Regions from separate parts of the Mus musculus genome. Here all the other regions are linked to region 2. A link is a loop called in an ENCODE intact Hi-C map of the cell type or tissue named here. Cell type or tissue: heart. All regions are shown on one strand.

Evidence for each region. Peaks named below come from ENCODE experiments on the same cell type or tissue, not always from the same donor. Only the 100,000 strongest peaks of a DNase experiment are listed, where the experiment ranks them.
Region 1: a loop joins it to region 2, with 2.7 times the contacts of the local background. A loop is called at or near these places in 2 of 42 quality-filtered maps.
Region 3: it touches region 2 in a loop (3-fold over the local background); 12 of 42 quality-filtered maps call a loop at or near these places.

The regions. Positions count from the first base shown.
Region 1 is chr3:66,976,611-66,984,610 of GRCm38, forward strand. Shox2 (short stature homeobox 2) reads right to left here and starts at 5,161. Exons shown (of 5, transcript NM_001302357.1): 1 at 4,601-5,161; 2 at 1,576-1,784. The coding sequence starts at 4,946. It also overlaps a transcript of Rsrc1 not described here. In heart, no CTCF peak of the experiment used is centred here; DNase peaks (open chromatin) are centred at 2,401 and 4,651; H3K4me3 peaks cover 4,478 bases; H3K27ac peaks cover 1,140 bases; H3K27me3 peaks cover 5,871 bases.
Region 2 is chr3:67,426,311-67,434,310 of GRCm38, forward strand. It overlaps Gfm1 (G elongation factor, mitochondrial 1), which reads left to right and starts at 3,805. Exons shown (of 18, transcript NM_138591.2): 1 at 3,805-4,012; 2 at 5,340-5,492; 3 at 7,045-7,177. The coding sequence starts at 3,929. In heart, CTCF peaks have their summits at 3,146 (motif pointing right) and 3,725 (motif pointing right); a DNase peak (open chromatin) is centred at 3,771; H3K4me3 peaks cover 1,510 bases; H3K27ac peaks cover 736 bases.
Region 3 is chr3:67,563,786-67,571,785 of GRCm38, forward strand. No RefSeq gene overlaps it. Among named protein-coding and RNA genes, the nearest start is that of Gm25919, 5.5 kb to the right of the region's middle. In heart, CTCF peaks have their summits at 1,152 (motif pointing left) and 4,707 (motif pointing left); a DNase peak (open chromatin) is centred at 4,596; H3K4me3 peaks cover 301 bases; H3K27me3 peaks cover 1,222 bases.

The DNA of each region.
Region 1 (8,000 bases), 450 kb before region 2:
TTTTTAAAAAAAGAGTGTGCCACAAAAAGGAGATGCATCAAGTAAACCCTGGATATGATCTTCTTAAATAACTTGCCAACTTTTCAAATCAGTGTGACAGATTTTTTTTAAATTCAAATAAGGCTCCAATAATACAGTTTCCACAATACAGCATATTGATTGATTCACAAATTAATGTTTAAAAAAACCATGAAAGGAAAATATTACTTCAGAGCCTTTTTCTGGTAAGTTTTTGAAATCAAGTGCCACAGTCAATGTAAATCTTCAAAAATCCTCCTGATATTGAGTATAATAGAAGGGTGGATTTCATGCCAGGGTGGCATCCTTTGTGTGACTCACATGGCCTGAGGCTTCTTGACTCTTTTTTCCCCCCTAGAAGAGTTGGAATGGAGATACTATTACTCACGGCTGCAATAATTATCACGGTTTTAAGGGGTTGCGGAGTCTCTAGAGAGCTCAGCACAGGCTGCAAAGCAGAACAGGCTTAAAAAGGGAAGGCTCTAGGATTGACGTCGTGATGACCAAGGCGGCCTATTATTATTTTTTCTCTGTCCACTTTACTGCTCTGTTTTTTCCCCCTGATCCTATTACAAGATGCGGGGAAGCCCCATAAGAATTGTGCATAGTTCCTTACAGATGGTGGTCTCTCCGCCCAGAGACCCAGGGAGTATCTGTTACAGCGATACTTTGTAACAGCTGCAGATGTTCTAGCCTAAAACTGCTCCATGTGTTCAAACAAATAATGACCATCATTTTCTCCCAATTTTATTATTTGAGCGGAAATACAATCTGAAACGTTTAAATTTGTTCCCTATAAAGCTGGAAGGATATGTATGTGTGTTTATAATTCCTCCTTTAGATTATCCTCAACCCCACCAATAATGAAAAAAGCTGCAGTTCTGACCCCAAGTGATATTCTGAAGGCCAGGCTTTGCAAACATCAATAATACGATGTGTATGTTGTTTTAAAATGGAGTTTTCATGGGTTCAGGTTCTTTGCGTTGGTTAAGTGGAGGAACAAAGGGTGGGCAAACATATTCTATGCCCTCTGTTTCTCGCTCAGTTAGAGACCGATCCGCTAGCAGTACACTGTAAATTTTTGCACTTAACAGATGCTAATTTTCTTTATAGTCTGTACATCCATAAACCTAATTGGTATATCCGTTTGGCAAACCTAGACCCTCAACGAAACCCAACTCCAGAGAGCAAAATACTCGTTGTAACTTTTAAGGCTTCAGAGATAAAACGTTTTCTATGGCATTTTTTTTAAGGCTTATAAAAGTAGGCCCATTAGGATTAAACCACATTAAAGACAGCGAGGGGCTAGGGGGGTGTGGTTAATAGAAACTCTGGGAGCAAGCCCAGCACAGCTTTCTTTTTCAGCGAACATATGTTGGCTTAGGAGTGAAAGGGGCTACGGGATCAAAACCCATTTTAGAAAATAAGATCTTTAGAAAAGATGTCCCCCCCCTTTTTTTTTCATCTCACACCAGACACCTGCAGCTTCCCCGCAAACATTAGGTATAGCACTCTGACTTTCAGGACCCAGCCTCCACCTCCTCGCAATGGGGGTACCTGTACTCGGGCCTCAGAGAGCCCCAGTCGCTGGCTCAATTCCTCGCGCATGAAAGCGTCTGGATAGTGGGTCTCATCGAAAAGCCTCTCCAGCTCGTTGAGTTGTTCCAGGGTAAAATTGGTCCGACTTCGCCTCTGCTTGATTTTGGTCTGGCCTTCGTCCTCCATCCCTTTCGCATCGTCTTTGCGATCCTTCAGTTCAGGGGACACTGAAGAGGGCACCACGGAAGGACCACACGTGCGTCGGAGCACGCACCACCACACACACACACACACACACACACACACACGAACAAAAAAAAAAAAAAAAAGCAAGACAGTCTCATTACCAGATTTTTCCAGAAGGCTAGAGACTCCTAAACCCTGGGAGCGCGGGATCCCTGTGAAGACCTGGAGAGAGGATGGGGTCTCTGAGACCCGCAAAGTCTCGTCTGTATAGCTGCCTGGGGACAAGGTGGGCACGCGGCTACCCAACTCAACTGGGGTCTTAGCTTACCCTCTCACTACCTGTTCCCTTCCCTTCTGTCAACACCAAATGCATTCCTGACCCTATGGCACTCACTGACCCACGCACTCACGGAAATCAAAAGCGCTGCGCGGGCCTCTCCCAGAGCCCGGTCTCGGTTAAAGGGCGCGGCAAGGCCACGCGATGGCCTCGCACGCCAGCTATCCCCAGAGGGCTGTTCCGCTGTCCCGCCAGCCTCTGCTGCCTCTGGCCCTTTGCCTCCCGCAAACTTGCTGGTCTAATTTAGGAACAACTGGGCCCGCTGAAAGGTTGCAGCAGGAAAACGAGATTCTGGTACAGCGCTGCGCCGAAAGCCACGTCCCCGGGTACCCAAGGGCTCGGACCAGACCCCTACGGATGGTTCCATCAGCAACTAGGCAGTCCCTGTGCTCCCTGCCAGACTCGGGTCGGATTGGCACAGGCAACCACGCCATGTTGGCGGCCTGGATGACTGGCCGCCCACGCTGGGCCAGAAGGGTAGAGGCGGCAAATCAGACAGACTCTGGTGGTCAGCAAAACCCACCGCTGCATCTGTCCTCTCCTTCTCCCTCCCCGGTGGAAACCAAGGATCGACCCTAAAGGCTTAAACCCACTGAGATCAACAGGTTCAAGCAGAACATTCCTCGGTTTCTATTGGCTGTTCAAAACCTTTTCATGCATCCAGCCGCTCGGATGTTTAATAAAATATGCATTTTCCCCCTCACATTCGTTGCTACTTTGCTGTCCTTCCATGTAAAAGATAGGAGCTCTGGCAGTGTGAGCAAATAGAGCCACACGAGGGGTGGTATATATGTATGTCAAAAGGCAATGATGAGGACAGTCAAAGTCAGGCCCATATCAATACAAGGTCCACCCAACCTTCATCCTCTGCATGATTTGGAGATGGATGTCCACTGTCAAAGCTAAGTTTAGATAGTAGAGGCTGTTTTTGATTCCTCCCAACCCAGGAACCGGATCAACACAGAGGGGAAAAAATTAAGTCGAAAGAGCCAAGCTACAAAGAAATTAACACTTGCCCAGAGCTTGGAAATCAACAACCCCAGCAACTGGCTCACCCAGGCTTGCCAGGGCTATGTAACCCGAGTCTCAGAGCTATGAACCTTGAAGGGTTACTCTGGGGGCCCCTTTATCATTTTACCCTATCACGTTCTAAATTTAGGGGAACACGGCCGGCCGGGATCTCGGTGAAGGCAAAGCGCCCCATCTTGCCCCAGCTTGGCATTCTATACAGTAACCTTATTTATTGCCTGTATTTCTGCTTCTCAGAGTTCATTTTGTGGACGTTTGTTCTTCCTCCGGGAAGGAAGTAGATAAGGTCACAGCAAACATTAGGGGTCAATTTAATAGAAAACATTACTAGGACAATCTCACTAACATCTTAGTAAAATTTAAACAGGAACATATATTCTTCAGATGGGAAGGTGGACTGGCTTTGTCTGTTGTCACCCCCAGAGTGGATTCCCCTCAAAGTTTAGGGGCTTCAAAGGAAAACAAATCCAAATTTCAAGTTGATTAATAGACTTAATATAATGTCTCTTTCGCCCCCAACTTTCCACTTAATGGCCTAAACAGGAACAGACCGTGTTATAAACAAGTTAATTGCTTGCTTAAATTTGTGATTCTACGCATGCCACATATTTTCTTAATTGGAAAAATATGGCAGCACACCAGTTACTGCAGTACCGAGTGCCAAATTAATTTTTAACTTTGAGTTGATGGACGCTTCACCGGTTAGATAAAGCCTTTTTCTAACACTGCTCTCTCCAAAAGTCTCTCTCTCTCTCTCTCTCTCTCTCTCTCTCTCTCTCTCTCTCTCTCTCTCTCCATCTCTTTCTCTCTCTCTCCTAAAGTACTGCACGATTCTAGCCAGTAAAGAAATTGTGTATGTAGTGTCCTCGTCGTCGTCCCCCACCCTCTACTCCTCAATTCCTCCACCGAGAGGGAATCACCTTGGCCTGGACCTTTGGCTGGCTCCTACCTTAACTGTTCAGTAAGAATGTGAAGTTTGGTCCCCAAGATCCGGAGATTTGGGGGCTTTGCAGAGTTACAGTGGTTTTGATGGCAAATCTAAAGAAGGGCAATGTCGTGTGGCTCTCCTCTTTCTCTCCCCTCCCCTTCTCTCCTTTAGGCTTAGGAAAGGGGTTCTGGCAAACTCGGGACTACGGGCTAGTTACAACCGGCCTCCTAGTGAGCCCCTGCCGCACCCCTTCTCGCCGCGGGCCACACAAACTTCGCCGTCCCGCAGCGCGGCCCCATCCTCCCGCTCGCGAAAAACATATTTCGGTGCAACCGGAGCGACAGAGAAGGGTGCGCGAAACCCCACGCCCTCCCCCACGCGAGGACCCCACCCACGACGGAGCAGTCTGGCCTCCTACCCCTCCACTATCCCGGTATCTCCCAAAGCTGGGGTCCAGGGCCCTCTGCGATGCCGCCCTCCTCCCGCTCGGGTCCCGGGTCCTCTCCCGCCCCGAGGATAAGGGAAGGCAGTAAGGGGAACCGCGGCCGGGGGCAGGCCGTTACCCTCCGTCAGCCGCGGGCTGCCGGGCTCCCTGCTCCGCTCCGCGGCTCCCATGTCCAGCTCCCGGACGGGAGAGCGCCCTCCTCCAGCTCCTCCGCCTGCTCCTCCTCCTCCAGCACCTCCTCCGCCTCCTCCGCCTCCGCCTCCGCCTCCTCCCGCGCCGCCGCCTCCGCCGGCCGCCCGGACTGCCGGGCTGCTGCGGTCGTCGCGGCCCGGCTCGACGCAACCGGGCTCTTTGGCCCCGCGCAGCGGCCCGCTCTCTAGCACCTCCCGGTACGTGATGGCCTCCTTCTTCTCCTTCACTTTCTGGTCAAAAGACTTGGAGACGAACGCCGTAAGTTCTTCCATCGCGGCCGCTGCCGCCGCCGGTCAACCTCGCGCTCAAGCTCTCCCTGCCGAGCCCCGCTCTTTTTTTCCTCCTTCTTTTTTTACTGCTCCAGCCCCCCCAATAATAACACATCAATGGGGCAGGGGGATGGGGGAGGAGAGGGAGGAGGAGGAAGAAGAAAAAGAGGAGAAGAAAGAAGAGGAGAAGTAGAAGGAGAAAAAGAAGTAAGAGGAGGAGGAGGACGAGGAGGAGGAGGAGGAAGGAGGGGGTAAAGGGGGAGAGGGGGGAGGAGGGAAGGGGCGGGGGCCGCCAGAGGGAAATGGGAACTGATGCTTCCCTGCCGGAGTGCGCGTGTTCAATGTTAAGATCTTTGACAATTCTTCCTGCGGAGAGTTCAGATCTGATAGCGACGCAGCTCTTGAAGTCTCACTATTTATACTTCCTAAAGGCGGGCCTCTTGTTCTGAGTAAATTACCTCCCCTCGCAACTCCTAGTGAACCCCTTCGCGGGTAGCAGGAGCGCCACTACCTGGGGTGGGGAGGAGAGGGAGTGGGGACGAGAGAGAGAGAGAGAGAGAGAGAGAGAGAGAGAGAGAGAGAGAGAGAGAGAGAGAGAGAGAGAGAGAATATGAATATGAATATTGAGGATGGAGGATCCAGGCTGGAGTCCACCGGGCTGGAGAGGGAGGGCAAGCAGGGGACCAGAGGGGGCGGGGAGAGGAGGCAGGTCCTCAGCGGTCGGGTTTTCTGATAGCCTCGGCCGCTGGTGCTCTTGGCCATTAATCCAGGATTGACAAGAATCCCTAATTAATTTAATTAAGCGTGGATTTTGCGTTGGTGTCACGACTTAGTAAAACACTGGGGAACTGGATAGACTTCTCGGAGGCGGGGCCAAGAGGAAACTGACAAGTGCATTGCAATCAGAGTCAGTGGGTATCCTCAGAGAGTACCCGACCCTACAGCCTCGCTCTGGGTGGGCATCCCAACTGCTCGACCCTACAATGATGACCCCTGGTCTCTGGCCCAGTATCGGGCTCTCTATGGTTAATAGGCCTAGCAACCATTCCAGTATTCCGTTCCTGCACCCTTTCTTGCTCCAAGCCGCTGCAGCTGCACAGCGGTGCATCCGGTCTTCACGCGCCTGCTGCGAATGGGGCTTCATTGCAGCACCTCGGAAGGCTTCACCTCCTTTTAGGATCTTCCGAACGCGCAGCCAGCCTCACTGAGTACTGGTCCCTGTAATTCACTCTACTACTTTGGAGTCAAAGCTGACTCCCATAAAGACACATCCCGCTAGAAGGGGTTGGTCGATTTAACTTGTTTCCTGAGCAGCTGTTCTCTGCCAGATTCGGTCTTAAGGTATTTTCTTACAGCCCGGTCAGGCGCAGTTCCATTTCGATTTTCTCTATGAGGTCTAAGGGTTCTTACTCCTTTTCCTAACAACTCCCTGCACCCTGCCCTTAATTATTTAGCATCTTGGGGGGCATTCTAGTTCGATTTCCTAATTCTGAAAAACAAAAGATGACTACTTTTTGAGTTCTGCGGAAAAAATTACCGATGTTGCTTGTCGCTCGACTAATTTTTGTTTACCGTGGACTGTGAAAAAAAGACTCACTCTTTGGAGGGGGGAAAACAACTCTCTTTCTGATTTATAACTTAAAAACTGTATATTTGACAATTATTTTATAAAAACTCTTAATTATATGGGGGGGGGGGACATGACTGTCTCCTCTAAGCCACGGCTTGCTGTGTGATTTGTAGCTATGCAAATACTTATTTGCTCACACAAAAGAATGTTTACATATGAAATGTTACATTTACTTGAATATGTAAACAAATATACCTCTTTAAGTGGCAGTTTGGGGGGGCATTTTCAGTATACTGAATATTAATGAGTTTTGTTTGATGTTAAAAGATAATGTTTTCGTTCTCTTGGATCCAGTACTCAGTAAAAATGAAAGCAGTTACAGGCCATTAATATGTATATCTTCTACTTATTGATTAGAACAACAAAACACACTTAGCCAATAATTTCAGAAGTTCTACCCAAACAACCTAAAACATTGGTAAAGAGAACACAGAATTGTGGTACATAATGTATTCTCAGTCGAGAATTTAAGTGTAATTTAAGACGTTCCATAACTTCTTGTAATACTAACTACATTGCACATTTAAAGGACATGAAAATAAAGCTTATTAGAAATGTTGCTTTACTTTTTCTTTGACATTATCCTTCCTTCTAGAAACATTTCCCACCCTGCTTTTAGGACAAAGGCATACCTTTACATGGTTAACAGCGATTGCATTAAACATTTAGGTATTATTGAAGTACATGAACTCTTGCTTTTATTATTTCACAAGACTCAAAACCTTACTGCTTCCTAACTTCTATGAATTTAGGAGCAATGTCACATTGAGCATCGGTCTGCTATCTGTAACACTGTAATTCCGGAGAATAATCACAGAATTTTACTCTTTTGTGAAACTGTTTAAAAAAGATCATTTAGTAATGGGATCCACTAAGTTGACATGGTGTTTCAGTAGCTTTCAACCTCTATGACGAAATACATATTCGTAAACACCTCCCAAATAGCCCCTGCTAGAAGCCTGGTAAGAGATCAGGAGACCCCCAGACGCTTCTTCATCCTTTTAACCACAGGACTTAAATACAAACGCTTATGCCATCTTCTGTACTAGAAGGATGACCACTTTAAAGGTAACCAGAGAAAGATCAGGCATGACTATCCTGTAATTTGAACCAATAGATTTCTCTATTATTTCATCTTCTTGACTCATTCTAACTATAGGGGTGGTAGATGAAGCAATGATAAATCTCCAGTGTCTGACTCCCATTTGTGTAAAGGAAGTTTAATTTAAAATTTTTATTAGCATATAATTGTATGGTTTTCTTTATGAACTTTTCACATATGGAAACATACACCTCTTCTGTTAGCCTCTTATATCCCCCCCCCCATTCCCTTCCTCGCCATCCCCAATAGTCCCTCTTTTAGGAAGTTTCAGTTTTAAGAAATTAAAAGTTTGGAAATTGTATTAATAAAAGCTATGAAGTATGAT
Region 2 (8,000 bases):
TCAAATCAGTTATTGGTTGGTTATTCCCACAAGTTTTGCGCCACCACTACACCAGCATAACTTGCAGGCAGGCCACCATTGTAAATCAATGGGTCTGTGGCTGGGCTGGTGTTTATATTTCTTTTGGTAGCATGCAGAGTACCTTCCTTTACACTAGAACATTGGGGTGAAGACTCTGTAGGCACCAGCTTGATTTCTCCATGTTCAATGAGTTCCCTAGGTGTTGTCCTCAGCAATTCGTGGAGAACAATACATAGTCTTAATAGCAAGCCGAGGTGGTTTGCTGACTTCCAGGGGACCCCTTTGACCAACCACTCAATTAGATGAACTGGAAATTTTATTTGATATCGAAAGATAGCCAGTTTGGGGTACTGTCTTTGCTATTATTTGGAGATTTTATTTAGAGCACTTTCTTTTTTGTTTTGTTTTGTGTTTTTGTTTTTCGAGACAGGGTTTCTCTGTGTAGCCCTGGCTGCCCTGGAATGCACTCTGTAGACCAGGCTGGCCTTGAACTCAGAAATCCACCTGCCTCTGCCTCCCAACTGCTGGGACTAAAGGCATCTGCCACCAAGCCCAGATTCAGTTTCTAATATATGTCTATATTAGGTTTCTAATTTATTAGAATTCCAGAATACCCTTCAAATGGCCCTTCAGTTTAGCTGTCTCCTCCCATATTCCTTCCTCATCTCCCTCTCCTCTTTCCCTCCCTACTCGATACTCCTTTTCCTCTGAGATCTATCTGTTCCCTCTAGTTCCTTTATTTATTCACAACTTCTGTGATATTATATAGATTGTAGTGTCATTGGCATTGACTTAGCTACTCTTCACATATCAGTGAATATATACCACATTTCTCTTTCGGGCTTACTTCACTCACGATGGTTTTTACCTAGACCCATCCTTTACCATCATTTCATTATTTCATTTTTTTTAAAGTTGGAATATTCCATTATGGATATGTTGCACATTTCATTATCCATTTTTCTGGTGAGGCACATCTAGGTTCTTTGCAGTTCCTGGCTATTGTAAATAGAGGAGCAATGAATATAGATAAGCAAGTGTCTCTATGGTAGGATGAAGCAACGTTTGGGTCTATTTCCAAGAGTGATATGGCTGGATCCTGAAGTAGATCAATTCCCATCTTCTTGAGGAGCTACCACACTGATTTCCAAAACGGCTGTACAAGTTTGTGCACCTGTACAAATCACAGGTATAATCAAAGGTTATCATTGGTTGTTCCGAATCTAGGTAATACTTGCCAACAAAGGTACAGAGCATTTCCAATGCTACATTTGTGAGTTGGGCTGATGTTATTAAAGAATGGTTCTGACATGGCTTTTTTTTTTTTACAAGAATAAGAGTTATGAAAGACATCATGGTGATTTATCATGTGATATCATGATAGATATTAAATACAATGAACTACGGGAGAAAGAACAGGATGTGTGCAGATGTAGAAAGGAGTGAGGGAGCTGTTGAAACTTGTCGGGCAGAGGTGTACAAATTAAGAAGACAAATGACTTAAGGAACAAGAGTGTTGGGTAGACATCAGTGACTGGGAATTTGGAACCAGTGTTCCATCTTTGGATGTCTTATTCTGTCCGGGTTTACAGTTGAAGGTAGAAGGATACTGCAGACACAGAGCCCTCTGATGTTCCTCCTCTACAAGAAAGTACAGAAAGAAGTGTCACTGTGCCTTGACCCCAAGCTTTGTTCTCGGCTAACAATGCCTCCACCTGTACAGGGCTGAAGTATCCTGGAAAGAGAGCTGAACTTCCTTCCCAAAGAGCATTATGAAAAACATTGAACTTGTACCTAATAGGTTTCTCTGCCAACAAAATGAACCAATTCAAGTCAAATCAAAAGTATAAATCGTTAGCACAGCTCTAGGCTCTGCCCAACAGTTACCTTGCAACAGTTTGCATCTATGCTCACCAGGTATGATCCAGGAGCTAGGCATATAAGAAGACCTCTTCCCTCTCCTTCCCACATGTCTCCTGTTGGACAGCTGGACCCTTTCTCCCTTTCTCGCTCTTCTTTCTTTCTGTCCTTCTCTATCCCCCCACTTTTTCTGCCTGTACTCCTTTTCCAGGCCCCCTTCCTTTCCCCCAATAAACTTCCTCTTATACTAAGCTGTTTCCTCAGCGGGAACACCTCACCTCGGCCGGCTGAGTTGCTCCTTCCTGCCTGATCACTGCCACCTGTTTATAAAAAACAACATAAAGGCAGGCTTATTAAAAGGCAGCAGTCTGGCGAGTTGGCCAATCTATCAGGTGGAGGTCAGTAAAGTCATTCGCCCAGGATAAAGCAAGGAGGTTTTATAGTTTTGGGCCGTGTGGTGATGAAACATGGGATTATGCCCATATAAGGTTAAAAAAAAGAAAAAAGAAAAAAAAAAAAAAAAAAAAAAGCTGAGCGCCCAGGCAGGCACTCCCAGGTGGGTAGCGGGAATCAGGAAGATGATGACCTGTTAGGCTGTAGTTTCCTTTGAGGGGTCAGGGAGCTTTTTCTGTGTGGTAGGATGGGGAAGGAGGGCACATAGGGTTTTGTAGCTGGGGGGTGTGTGGGGGGGGGGTGTGTCGGGGGGTGATGAGCACGGGTTCCAGCCTAACAACACTAAAGTAAGGAGATCATTTTCTGCGGAGAGGGAATATGGTCTGGCTTGAGAAGATCCTTTTAGTCAGTGTGTGAGTTTACTGAAAAAAAAAAAAAAAAACCGGGAAAGACAAAAGCCGTGAAATCAACCCGGTTCTCATCACAGTAACCCCAGGAAGAAATAGCCCTGTGGAGAGGTGGAAGGAAATGGGAGGTTCGCATATGCTGAGAGGCTTAGATTACAGGAGCCAGCAAGTGACTGCCATCTTTGGCTAGGTCAACTGGATGGACGGAGATTCTTTTGCTAAGATGGAGACTGTATGAGGAGGTTTGGGGAAGACTAGAAGCTCTGTTTTAGATATGTCAACGTTTTTGAGGCCTTTAAGAAGCCCAGACAGAAGCGCCACGGGTGCAGTTTTGAAGATGCATAGCTAGTATTACTGATGAACAATAAAGAAGGTTTTGAAAAATTTTATTTGTAATCCAACATATATCTACTCTCATTTCCCCAGAGTCTCTTTGAAGTATTTGTTTTTAAGATTTACTTATTATGTATACAGCTTTCTGCCTGCATGTATACCTTGCAGGCCAGAAGAGGGCACCAGATCTCATTACAGATGGTTGTGAGCCACCATGCGTTTGCTGGGAATTGAACTCAGGACCTCAGGAAGAGCAGACCTCTTAACCTCTGAGCCGTATCTCCAGCCCCTCCCCCAGATTCTCTGATGCTGTAGTAATGAATACATTTTTGTGTACTCCTTCCATTTAAATTGTTATAAACGTTTTCCCATTGTCATGCAGGTAAAACAACTATGTTTAAAATCTGCAGCTTTTGTTTTGTTTTGTTGAAACAGGTTCTCACTGTCTAGTCCTGTCTGGCCCAGAATTCTTTGCTGACCAGGCTATCTTGGAACTCATTAGAGATCCGCCTAGTTCTGCCTCTGAAGTGTTCTTATTAGACATGTGTGACGCCATACCCGGCACGTTTTTGTTTTTTTTATACAGAGATGGTTTTTTAATTTTTATTTTTTTCCTTTAAAGACAAAGGGACCAGAGTACCTGCCTCCGTAGTAATGACACCTCCCTGTGACAATCCTCTGCATAAACTACGCTTTCTCCTCCTGACCAGGAGAGGGCGCGCGCCACGTCGAGCTCAGACAGAGGTGCCTCTCCCTTGTCTTCCTCTGGCCGTCCTCCTGACCTTCCTCCCGGAAGTGCTCCTGCGGCTCCGGTTGCCGGCGTGACTTTGAGCTCTTCCCGCTCTGCTGCCGGCGCTGAGCACAACCGATCACCTCAGAGCAGGAGCCTTGGAAGTGGCTGTTCCAGGCTTGCCATGCGGCTGCTGCGGGTCGCCGCAGCCCTGGGGCGTGGACCGTTCCCTCGGGTCCCTGCAGTCCTGGGCTGGCAGGGGAAGCAGGTACTGGTGCCAGAGAACCTTCCAGAGCAGGGCAGGTTGGCGACACCTTTCCTTACCTGGGGTCTTGAGCAGCGATTTCCCGAGCCCCGTAAGCCCTTGGGTATCCGCATGCCAGCTCGGCCTTGCGACCCGCAGCTCTGCGCCGGGGTCCCTCCCTTCCTGATGATCTACCTTAAAGAGAAGTGCCCCGAGTGAAGGTCAGATGAAAGTTAGTGTCCCCGGGGCTCGAATCCCGGATTTCGGACTCGTTATCCAGTGGTCCTCTTACTACTGGGTGTGGTTGGATGCTCTCTGAACGTGTGGGTTCTATTCAACATCCCGGTACTCTTCTCTGGCCAAGTTTCCCAGTCAGGTGTATAGATTAAACTTTGTAAGTCTTTGGAGTGAGGTACTCAGAGCAGGGAAGCCGTTGGTAGATGTGACCTCTTACCTGTCATGGATACCTCGTTTGCTTTGCTACCAAGTGTTCCTGTGGTTTAACCATCCAAGCGCTTGTCAGCTGTCTTCTTTGACATGTGCCCAGTTTCCCTCTACCCAGAAGTGTTTGCCAAGCGTTTGGGTGTGCAGTTTTGTTTTGATTCAACAAATACATCCCCCTCCACCCCCCACTGTAAAGCTGACAGGAACACCACCACCCCAAAAGGCACTTCCTTGTTTTCGTTCAGATGAAATTGGAAACCTTTTTGGAGTTGTCTTGTGGCTGTTAGTTGGGTAGACCCATATGCCCCTTGCTAGCTGTGAATTACAGGACGGGAGAAGACAGAGAACCTAAGGTACAATTCAATCTAAAACTTGTATCTCTTGTTAAAGTGGCCATTGAGAGGTATAGCTCTGACTATTATGGTAGTGTGTATTTAAAAGTTAGCAGTGTGGATCAGCCAGCCATAAGGGTAGTTGTCAAGTGTGACAGCCTGAGTGTCAGTCTTGGGACCCACACAGTGGAGGGGTGAAAACGTAGCCCATGACTGCTCTTCCAGAGGAAGAGTTGAATGCCCAAAACTCACATCTTTGTTCGGAACCATCCATAACTCCAGCTCTAGGCGATGTGACCTTTCCAGCACCAGGCGTGCACGTGGTGCAGAGATATATATGCAAGCAAAACACATATACACGAACCTTTAAAAGTCTCAAGTTTAAAACTAACATTTAGAAGCAGTAGTTGTGCTTCTTTTATGAGTATTATTCAGAATTAAATCCAGGGCTCCTTAGATAATACGGAGGTTGAGAACCTTGCTTTGAGGATGAGAAAACAAGTCCGTAGTTCAGGTTTTAACTGTGATCTCGTATAATAGGTGTGCTAAACTGAGCTTTTAAAACTGTTTCTCAGGCTGATTGGAAGACCCGCCGATGGTGTTCGTCAGGGCCAGTTCCCAATGAAAAAATACGGAACATTGGGATCTCAGCTCACATTGATTCTGGGAAGACGACGCTAACAGAACGGGTGCTATACTACACTGGCAGGATTGCCACGATGCACGAGGTGTGTGCTTAGCGGTTGATTCCAGAGCGATTCAGAAATCGATTTTAATTCTACTGTTGTTATAGTTTCATAAGTTTCAGAAAACCTTGTTTTAGGATGAAAACTGGTCGGGTGCAGGGCAGTGGTTCTCTACTTTCCTAATGCTGCGAGCATTTAGCATAGCCTCATGTTGTGGTGACCACCAACCATAAAATTATATTTGTTGCTACTTCATAACTGAATGGTAATATACATATCTGTGTTTTCCAATGTTCTTGGGCAACCCTTATGAAAGGGTCGTTCCACCTCAGAGGGGTTGCAACCCACAGGATGGGAACCACTGCCACAGAGGCTCCTTAGCCAAAGTCAGATGGACAAAGAGGAGAGGTCAAGCTGGCTTGAGATGTGACTGTGTATTCACAACCCCTCTAGAAGTGAGTGATGGCTGTGAACATCCTGGGTTGATGCTGAGATGGCATGACAGACCCTTATACAGCTGTCACAACAGTCTTACGCATGTCAATGAAGGATCCATGTTTATAATGTTAAATGGAAAGTGAATCTCAAAAGGTGCTGTCCATGTCAAAACAAAACACACAGCTTTCATCTTAAAGGAAATCAGAGTTTTTATCTGGAGCCATTTTGAGTATGGCTCAGAAACACAGGTTGTCCCAAATTTAATGTTCTACCATGCAAGCAGTTTCATGATGTTCTAATTTTATAGAACAAAGAAAGTCAGAGATCAAGGCAGGTTTAAAATGCATTGGTGGGCACACCAGAGAGGCAAGGACAATGAGATGGGAAACTATTCTATAGGCCCAAGACGACATTCTTAGCTTTAGGACTGGCAGACGCTAGTGTCCTGCTAAGTTAATCGCGTCTAAGAGGTTTTAGTGTATTCTCATGAGGTGTTATTTCAGATACACGGTTGGGCAAGGCACAGCCCAGCACAGGGTAAGTAGCCCCTGAACCTGCATGATTCCAATTCTCCCCAGTAGGAAATTCTGATGGGTCCATCATACTCTGCAGATAGACTCCTTCCAGGAGGTCTGCAGTCACAGCCAGACATGGCTTCTTTTCAGGAAGTTTCATCCACAGCACTGAATACAAGTTCTACAAAAACCTACCAGAAAAGCATTGTTTAAAATGTTGGCACTCGAAGATACTGCCAAACCACTGAGTGACTTAACGCCCGCTCAGGCTGTTCTTCAGCCGAAGGGCATCCGCCAAACCATATCCTTTAGAAGCTAAACACTCCCATTTTGTGCTCACAGTCTGAGGAGAGCCGCAGAGAGGTCTGCTGCCTGAATATCATGAGTTCGTAGACTCTGAAACGCCAGCAGCCAGCAGTTCAGGGGAAGCAGATGGTGGTCCCCAAGTGCTTGTCAGCTGCCAACAAGGAAGAACTGAGTATGGGAGCCGAGACAGGAAACAAGAGTTTTATGAAATGATACGGTTATAGGATTAGGCTCATCTCACACTTGCATACGTTAGCTTTGATTTCTGGTTCTGTTTCAGTCAAGATTTCTTTCTGGGATGAGAGAAAAATGTGAGTTCTTGTGTTCATGTTTAGGTGAAAGGTAAAGATGGAGTTGGCGCTGTCATGGATTCCATGGAGCTGGAGAGGCAGCGAGGGATCACGATCCAGTCAGCAGCTACGTATACCATGTGGAAAGACATCAATATCAACATCATAGACACGCCAGGTAAGTGGGCCCTTTGCTTTGTGTTTTCTTGAAGCAAAAGTATATGTAATTCTTTTTACTACCATGATCCAGTTCATCTTTGAGGATCAGATTTTAAAAGTGCAAAACTGAATTCCTACCAGATTTGGGACTTAAAGCACTTTGTTTGTATGTTGCTTCTTTGAAAAATAACACTAAGAAAGTAAGAAGAGCTCTCCCGTTGCCATAGCTCCCCCTAATGTCCTTTAGAAGTAATCCTGTTGAGCCTTGAACCCGATACACAAGATTGAAGACATGAGGAATCTACGTCACAGTTTAAAGATGCGACAGACAACACAGGACACTGTGAGAAGTGTCCTGTGTTGTCTGTCTTTGCCAGCTTGACATGCTGTCATATTGTCTGCAGATGTGTCTGTCAGGCATTTTATTGATTGCTAATTGATAGAGGCCAAACCTACTGGGGCGTAACTTCCCCACCCCCACTCCCTGGCCTGCATGCAGGTGAACCTACCTGAGATATAAAAAAGTGAGCTGAGAAGGCAGTAAGCGGCCCCTGTGGTTTCTGCCTTAGTTCCTACACTGGTTTCCCTCGTGATGGACTGTAACCTTTGAGCCAAGTGTGAAGTCTTTCCTTCCCAAATTGCTTTTGGTCATGATGTTTTATCAAAGAAATAGGAAACTAAATACAGAACTAGGTACAGGTTGTAGATCCTGCTGTGACATCCCTGACCATGTTGGTTTTGGAGAGGGTTGGGAAAGGACTTTGGAATTTTGAACTGAGAAAGTCGTTGAGTGCTTAGAACTTAATAGGCTATTGTGGGTGCTTAGAAAGTAGGAATGCTGA
Region 3 (8,000 bases), 140 kb after region 2:
ACCTGTGATAGCTGGGTACTCTTGAGTAAATAAAAACAAACATCAAAAATAAAACACTTTGGAGGAATCACAAAAGTGTTCTCAAAAGTTTATTACAAAACAGTGTAAGATTGTTAAAATAGTAGAAATGCCTATTAATGAGATTGACAGACAAGAAATAAACCGTGCTATTTGTAGTTTACTGAATTTTGACAAGTGCACCTCAACAACACCAATGGGAGAAAGCAGACTTTTCAACAAATTGTTCTGGGTAAACTGAACATACAGTGCCACAATATTAAGCTCAGATTCTCTTCCTATACACAGTAACCGACTCAGGCTGGGTAGGGAGGTTTGTTCTTAACAGCACTAAGGAGGCAAAGGCAGGCAGATCTCGGCGAGTTTGAGGCCAGCTTAGTCTATAAGGTGAGTTCCAGGACAGCTATGGCTGTGTTCTGGTGGGAGGGGAAATCATGCAATTTGTGGGAGTTGGTTTTCTTCTGGGGATGGAACTCAGATTTGGTGGCAAGTGCCCTCTCTCCCTGATCCATTCTGCAAGTCCCATGGCCACCTTTCTCCTTTAATCAATAGTGCTTTAGAAATCTGGTCAAAGACCAGTTTTGTTTGTTTGTTGTTTGTTGTTGTAAGGTTCTGTTAGGAGAAGGACTGCAAGCCCCTGTAATAGCACTGACATTCTCTAAGATGGTGGAGAGTGGTTCGCGGAGGTAAAGACAGCAGAGAGATCTCTCTCTGTGCTTATATGGATCTTTCATCCAAAGACAGAAATGCCAAGCTGTTAGTATTACAGATGTTGAAATCACATGATTATGGTTTTAGTCACCCCACCACAGAATTTGCTCTTGATTTAGATAATTTGAGTTATTAAGGCAAGGCTACCACACCCTTGGTGAGGCCATGCTCAACCAGGCTCCCTCCTGAAGCATGGGAGCCCTGAGCATCTCAAGATACGCTCAACCCTTGGGAGGTCCTGCCTTGTTCTTCTACTGAGCATGTGCATTTTATTTAAAGACTTTAAAACTAAAATAGGATTACATATTTTCCCCTCTGCCACCCATCCCTTGTTGAATGTGTGGGTTTTCAAAGACAACGGTTATCCTAAAACAAGCCAACCTAGAGGACTGTAGCCGAGAAAGTAGTCCTAGAGTGACATCCACTGGCCACAGGACCTTAGTGACAGGGTGACAGTGTCAGGACTCCAATAAGCATTTCAGGAATGCTCCAAAGATCTGAGCATGTCCATCCCAGACTGAATGATTTCCACTTTAAAAAAACTTTCAGCTATTATTGTCGGGGGGGGGGGGCGAAGACAGAGGCTGATGGCTCCCTGGGGCTCCCTGGCTGGCTAGCCTTGCCTACTTGGCAAATTTCCAGCCAGTAAAAGACTCTATTTAAGTCAGGCAGTGGTGGTTCTTGCCTTTGATCCTAGGAGAGGGAAATGGGGAGAGGCAGAGGCAGAGGCAGAGGCAGAGGCAGAGGCAGAGGCAGAGGCAGAGGCAGAGGCAGAGGCAGAGGCAGAGGCAGAGGCAGAGGCAGAGGCAGAGGCAGAGGCAGAGGCAGAGGCAGAGGCAGAGGCAGAGGCAGAGGCAGAGGCAGAGGCAGAGGCAGAGGCAGAGGCAGAGGCAGAGGCAGAGGCAGATCTCTGTGAGTTTGAGGATAGCCTAGCCTACAGAGTGAGTTCCAGTACAGCCAAAGAAGGCTACACAGAGAGAAAGCCTGTCTTAACAAAATAAAAGAAAACCAACCAGCAAACCAAACAAACAAGCAAAACAGACACACACACACACACACACACACACACACACACACACACACACACACAAAGATGCCTGAAAACTGTGAAGAATGTGACAGCCAGAGTGGTCTCTGGAGTTTATGTTCACGTGCACATATGTGTATCTTCACACCCAAACATTTACATGTGTGCACTTAATCTGTTATCAGTCATTACAGACATTCTCTACTTCTGGAAACATATACCGCATGTGCATTACAGATTAGCAAACGTCCAAAAGCATCACACTTTCTTCCTTTAGAGTGTGGGAAAACAGAGGTTTTCTTTGAACTTGTCATAGGTGTAGGGTTTTAATTTCATAACTTGTTAGTATGTGGAGTAGCTGCTTGAGCAGTTTAGGTTCCCACCAACGGCGTGAAAGGCTCCTTTCCCACCCCCTCACTTGCATCTGCTGTCATTGTTATCTCATTAAAAACACCTTCTTTTTTAATTCGATGGATATGTGTGTATGTTGGGGGGGTGTTTGCACGAGTTCAGCATCCCCAGAGGGCATCAGAGTCCCTGCAGCTGCCATTACAAGGGGTTGTGAGCTGCCAGTCTTGGAAACTGAACTTTGGTCCACTGAAAGAGCAGCATACTCTCTTAACTTCGGAGCCATTTCTCCAGCCCAGTTGATGTTGGTGATAACCTCCCAGACTGGAACCCAAAGCGCACAACCTTGAGTGTCAGTCCTCACCTCGAGCCACTACTCTTGACCACTAATGTGTGAGCCAGGCCAGCTGCCTGAGAGCTCCTGCGACTCTGTCTTTGCCTCACATCTTGCCTTAGTAATGCTGGAATGACAGATGTGCACATCACATGGGTTATATGAAGGCAAACTAAGTTCCCTATGTTTGTGTGGCACTTTAGCCGCTCAGCCATTTCACTGGCCCAGTGGAATCTTGATGTAATTTTAGTTTTCATTTTCCTGATGGCTAAAGTGTTGACCTTTTATTTAGGGATTACTTGCTGGGCATTTTGGCTTGTTCTGAGAATCGCCTGTTCTATTACTTTGTTCATTTATTGATTTGGCTGTTTGTGTGTGGGTGCTTTATTTTTTCCAGTTTAAAAAATATACATTCTGAATACTAATTCCGTGTGATCTAAATATCTCGCAAAGATTTATGTCCCCCATTCTTGGGCTCAGCATTACGGTGATTGTTCCATAGAAGCTGTTTTATTTCATGTGACCTCATTTGCTAATATTTGAAATTAATTCTTGAGTGAATTGAAGTCCTATTTTAAAAATCACTATGTATGGAATGCTTCCCATATATGTTCCTCTAGTGGTTTCAAGGTCTTAAAGGTTTCTAATCTATTGAATTATTTCCATACAGGGAAAGAGATAGGAATCTAATTTCAATATTATGCATCTGGCTGTCCAGCTTACCCACCACTGTCTGTTAGAGGGACTCTCTTTTCTCCAACATGTTCTGGGCCCATTGTGTAGGCGCAGGAGTCTGCAGCTAAGTGGGCTTATTTATAGGTTTTCTAGCTTATTGGTCTACCTCTCTGCTTTTGTTCCAGTACCATGCTAAAATGGTGATTTTCATAACACAAAATGCTGCAGCACTTCCAACAAGAAAATTTGGCAATATTTAGCAAAGTTCATTTTTTACTCTAATGCATGAATCCCTCCTTAGCCTAAAAAAAAAAAAGCCCACAATTCCTTCAGATAATAGAACAGTTATCGTACTCAAGATTATTGCAAAACATATTTTGTAATAACAGAACCCTGGAGATGTGCCAACTGCATCGCAATTCGGGACAAATGTGTTTGATGATATGGGATGGGGTGGAAGAATATGGAAAGGTGTATAAGCTGGTAAGAGTGAGGGAAACCTCTGTGAAATCTTATAGAACATTTCTCAATAGAAGTTAGGTAGACAACTGATACTGCTGCTTTTGGACAGGGCTTGATATACAGCCCTGCCTGGCTTTGAAATGTTGCTCCTCACCCCTCTCCTTTTTAAAGGCCTAAAGCAGGAACCAATTACGATGTTTAGCTTTGAAGCTTGGGGGAGGAATGGTGGAGGTGAGAACCGAACCGGACCGAACCGAAGGCTTCTCAGGTCAAGCAGATCACCAGCCTTTCTGACATGCTCGACAAACCAGGTCACTTAATGTGTACATATGCTGAAATACGTACAGATCAGAGGGTGATAACCGTGCGTGTGGGGTTAGGAGGGGGAGGAGTTGAACCATACGTAACTCTGCACTGTTGCAATTCTTATATTCTGACAAAACCATGCTAAGGGAGGAGACATTTATTTTGGCTCACAGTTTGAAGGGATGCAGTCTGTCATGGCAAGGAAGGCATGGTGTCTGCAGTGGTTAGCCAGACACTGGCAGCTTCTCATGATAAGAGCAAGGGACCCTAAATAGTCACCACCTTTAAGGTTTTCCCCAGTCATTAGCTTCTGCTACTAGGCTACACAGCCCAAACACTCTATGAAATGTCACAGAACCAAAGTTCATTTTTTTTACTCTAATGCATGAATTCCTCCTTAGCCAAAAAAAAAAAAATCACATTTTTTTTTTTTTTTAAGGAGTGGGTGGCAGCAGTGGACCAGGGGCTAGCGAGTCCCTTGTGCTCATCTGCTGATGGGCGCATGCTGGATTTAAAGCCGGGCGGGCGTCATTTCTGAATAGTCCCTCTCTGTCTCTCTGTTCTGACAAGCTGTGTTGGCACCACTTGGGGAATGTCCCAGTTGTAAAATATGCTCTGTAGAGGAGTGTTCCTATCTCCTAATGCTGACATTCCAGTGGCATTAAAAATAACCTTCTCATCCCAGAGGTCTGTGTTTGTGCGCGCGTGCGCGCGCGGGTGTGAAAGCCTGTGTTGTGAAGCTATACTCCTGCTTAGTAGCCTTTTGGCCAGCGAGGAAGGTGGAGCCCCTCCCTTTGGATGTCTTTCCTGCGCCATCTACTGGCAGAGGTGAACATTGTACCGTTGGCAAAGGAACACAACATTTTAGGCAGCTTGGGAAAGGGTAATGTTGGGAGCAGACAGTAAATCCAAAATCCACGTGGAGCGTGGTTATTGATACTCAACATAGCTGTTCCTGAATCAGGTTTGTCCTCCTTTTCAGTTTGTGATTCACAAATATAAATGCACCGTTATTATTGCTTGATTTATAATGATGCATTTCTGTTACTCAGCTAAAAGGCTTCTTTAAAAACTTTCCAGTTAGGGTTTGGCAAAATGTCTTAAAGAGTAGAGGGACTTGCTGTCAAGCACGACGACCTGGGATTCATCGCCAGAACACACACGCTGGAAGAAGAGAACCGACTTCTGCAAACTGTCACCCTACCACACACTCATTTATAAATAAGTGCATAAAGCAACTGTAAACATTCAAATAGAACCATTCATGATAACCTGTTTTTCTGATTCTCTCATCCCTTATAGGGGAGGAAAAATACAATGTGTTTACTTTCTGCAGTTGACTTTAATGCAGACTTCCATGCATGTGGGCGGGGAGACCAGCAGATAGCCATATAGTTAACACACAGATAGATGCATGCAAAACAGGAGAGAAAACAAATCCTAGTGGATGGGAAGGGGGCCATGGACACAGAACAGTCATAAAAGGCATTTGAAAAGTAGATTTATTAAAATAAATTTATATTTACTTATTAAAATAAATTTATTAATATAAGTTTGGTCATTTGTGTTAGATATTGAGTGTGCTATTTTATCCCCAGCATGATATATGGGGATGTGAAATACTCCCTACAGGCTTATGTGTCTGAAGACTTCATCCCCAGTTTGTTGGCATTGTTTTGGTTCTGTGACATTTCATAGAGTGTTTGGGCTGTGTGGCCTAGTAGCAGAAGTTAATGACTGGGGAAAACCTTAAAGGTGGTGACTATTTAGGGTCCCTTGCTCTTATCATGAGAAGCTGCCGGTGTCTGGCTAACCACTGCAGACACCATGCCTTCCTTGCCATGACAGACTGCATCCCTTCAAACTGTGAGCCAAAATAAATGTCTCCTCCCATAGCATGGTTTTGTCAGACATCTGGTCATACAATAAGGAAAGTAACTAACACGGTACCTGTTTTTATTCCCAACATGCCAGCCTTTCTGGTCTTCAGGACAAACCAATTGTGTATCTTCCAAGGTAGATAACTTCCCTCTCTTCCTCTTAAAACCTTTTTTCTTTTTTTGGGAAATGTTATGCATGCATGTTTTGCCTGCATGTATGTATTGTACCACATGCATACCTGGTGCTGGTAGAGGAAGAGGGCACTGGATCCCTGGAACTGGAGTTACAGAACAGATGGTTGTAAGCCATGATGTGCATGCTGGGAACTGACCCTAGGTCCTGTTCAAGAGCGGCAAGTGATCTTAACAACTGGTCCACCTCCCTGCCACTCTCCCTTCACCAGCTTTTCAAACTAGATAAGAGGAACATGCTGCCACTCTGGCGGTCTCTGCATTATAAACATATATTCCGCCATACATATTAATCCCACGTACGTTACACAAGTTTCTGTTGCTGTGAGAGATTCAGCTGGGCAGAGGAACAGTCTCTGGGACATCTTTCATGGCTGATTTGCTCTGTCACATTGCAGTTTGTGATGAGGCTGAAACACTGTGGTGGGACAGAGTGGTAGAGGAGAGCGGCTCATCTTGTGGTGGCCAAATGTCAGGGGAGAGGGAAGGATGTGGGGGAGGGGGGGAGAAGGGAAGAGAGCAGAGGGGTCTGGGGCTCGATGTATTCCCAAGGGCAGTACCCCAGGTAGACACTCCCTTAACTATGTCCGTGCTGTTTCCCCTGTATATCTTTCCCTGCAAAATTCACAATTCCATTTATCTTAAAGACTGAATACATTTCCATCTGATGTATGTACATTTTATTCACTCATTCACTCATTGATAGGCATCTAGGCTTTTTCCAGCTATTGTAAATAGAGCAACAGTAAATGTGGATGTATAAGCAGCTCTGGGTGTGCTGAGTTAGATTCTTTAGGACATGTGTCTAAGACTGCTATAGTTGGATCACGGGGTAGTTCTAGTTTTATTTTAAAAATTCCCATATTGGTCTCCATAAAAATCTTTGCATATTGATGCACTCCAGCAGCTCATCGATGGGGTAGGTGTTGGGGTGCGCTGATTCAAAGCCCTGGATCTGGGCCTGAGAGGTATCTGAGCTGGTCAGCCTGCTCACACTCTCAAGCCTTTGGGGTTGACTCACAAGTAGCCTCCACAACCAGAACCAGTTTTATCCTGTTGTCCAGGCAAGGTGCAGGACCAGCTCTCCTGGGTGCTGAAGCCAGGAAGGGACAAGGCTAGTTCTTCCACTCTCAAGATCCTTGGATAGCTTTCCTACCTGCCATAGGTGGTGAGGGCAAAAAGGAGGGGAAGGGACCACACAGCAGACAAGAGGCAGGACTGCCTCTCCCATGCTCAGGCCCACAGACCAGTTTGCCCATTCTCCCGACACTAGGGTCAGTTCTATTGTGCTGTCCAGGCAAGATGCAGGGCCTACTCCTGAGTGCTGCAGCTGGTGAGGGGCGGGACCAGTTCTGCTCTCATGACGTGCCCGCTCTACCTGTCGGGAGCCATTTTGCCTGCTTCTATCAGGCAGGGTCAAGGCAGGCCAGGGTCGGCTGGCAGATTTCCTGGCCTGTTGATGAATGAAATGATAAGGGGATATACTTGAAACTCAAGGCGAGGGGCTGGATGTCCTGCTAATCTTGGAGGAAAGAACAAGGAGGCCTCTGGATGGGTATAAATATCTAGTGTACATCAGCCATTGTCTATGCTGGCTTGTGACTTTGTTTCCCACAATACTATAAAGTATGTAAAGGTTATGAGAAACACATTTGGGGCTGGCACAGTATAGACCTGCAGCCCTCCCGATCTCTAACCCTTGTCTCTGAGTCTTCCTTTTCTATAATCCTCTCACTCTCCCCTCAGATGACAGGGACTCTGCCACAGACGGGACTCTGCCACAGACGGGACTCAGTGGGTCCTCCTCAATCCGTGCGAATCAAGGCCTCGACCAGATGGGCATAGAATCGGAGGGTGACAAACAGAGATGACATGAGAGAGTGTGTTGTCACAAAGTGAACACCAGTCTTATATAATACAGAAAACAAAGGGGTAGGATGTCACAGCAGGCAAAGTACATTGAAGTATCTGACACAAAACAGAGGAATGACTTGAAAAGGACTTGAAAGAACCAGGTAATATTTACAATAAAGATAAAACAGCCCTG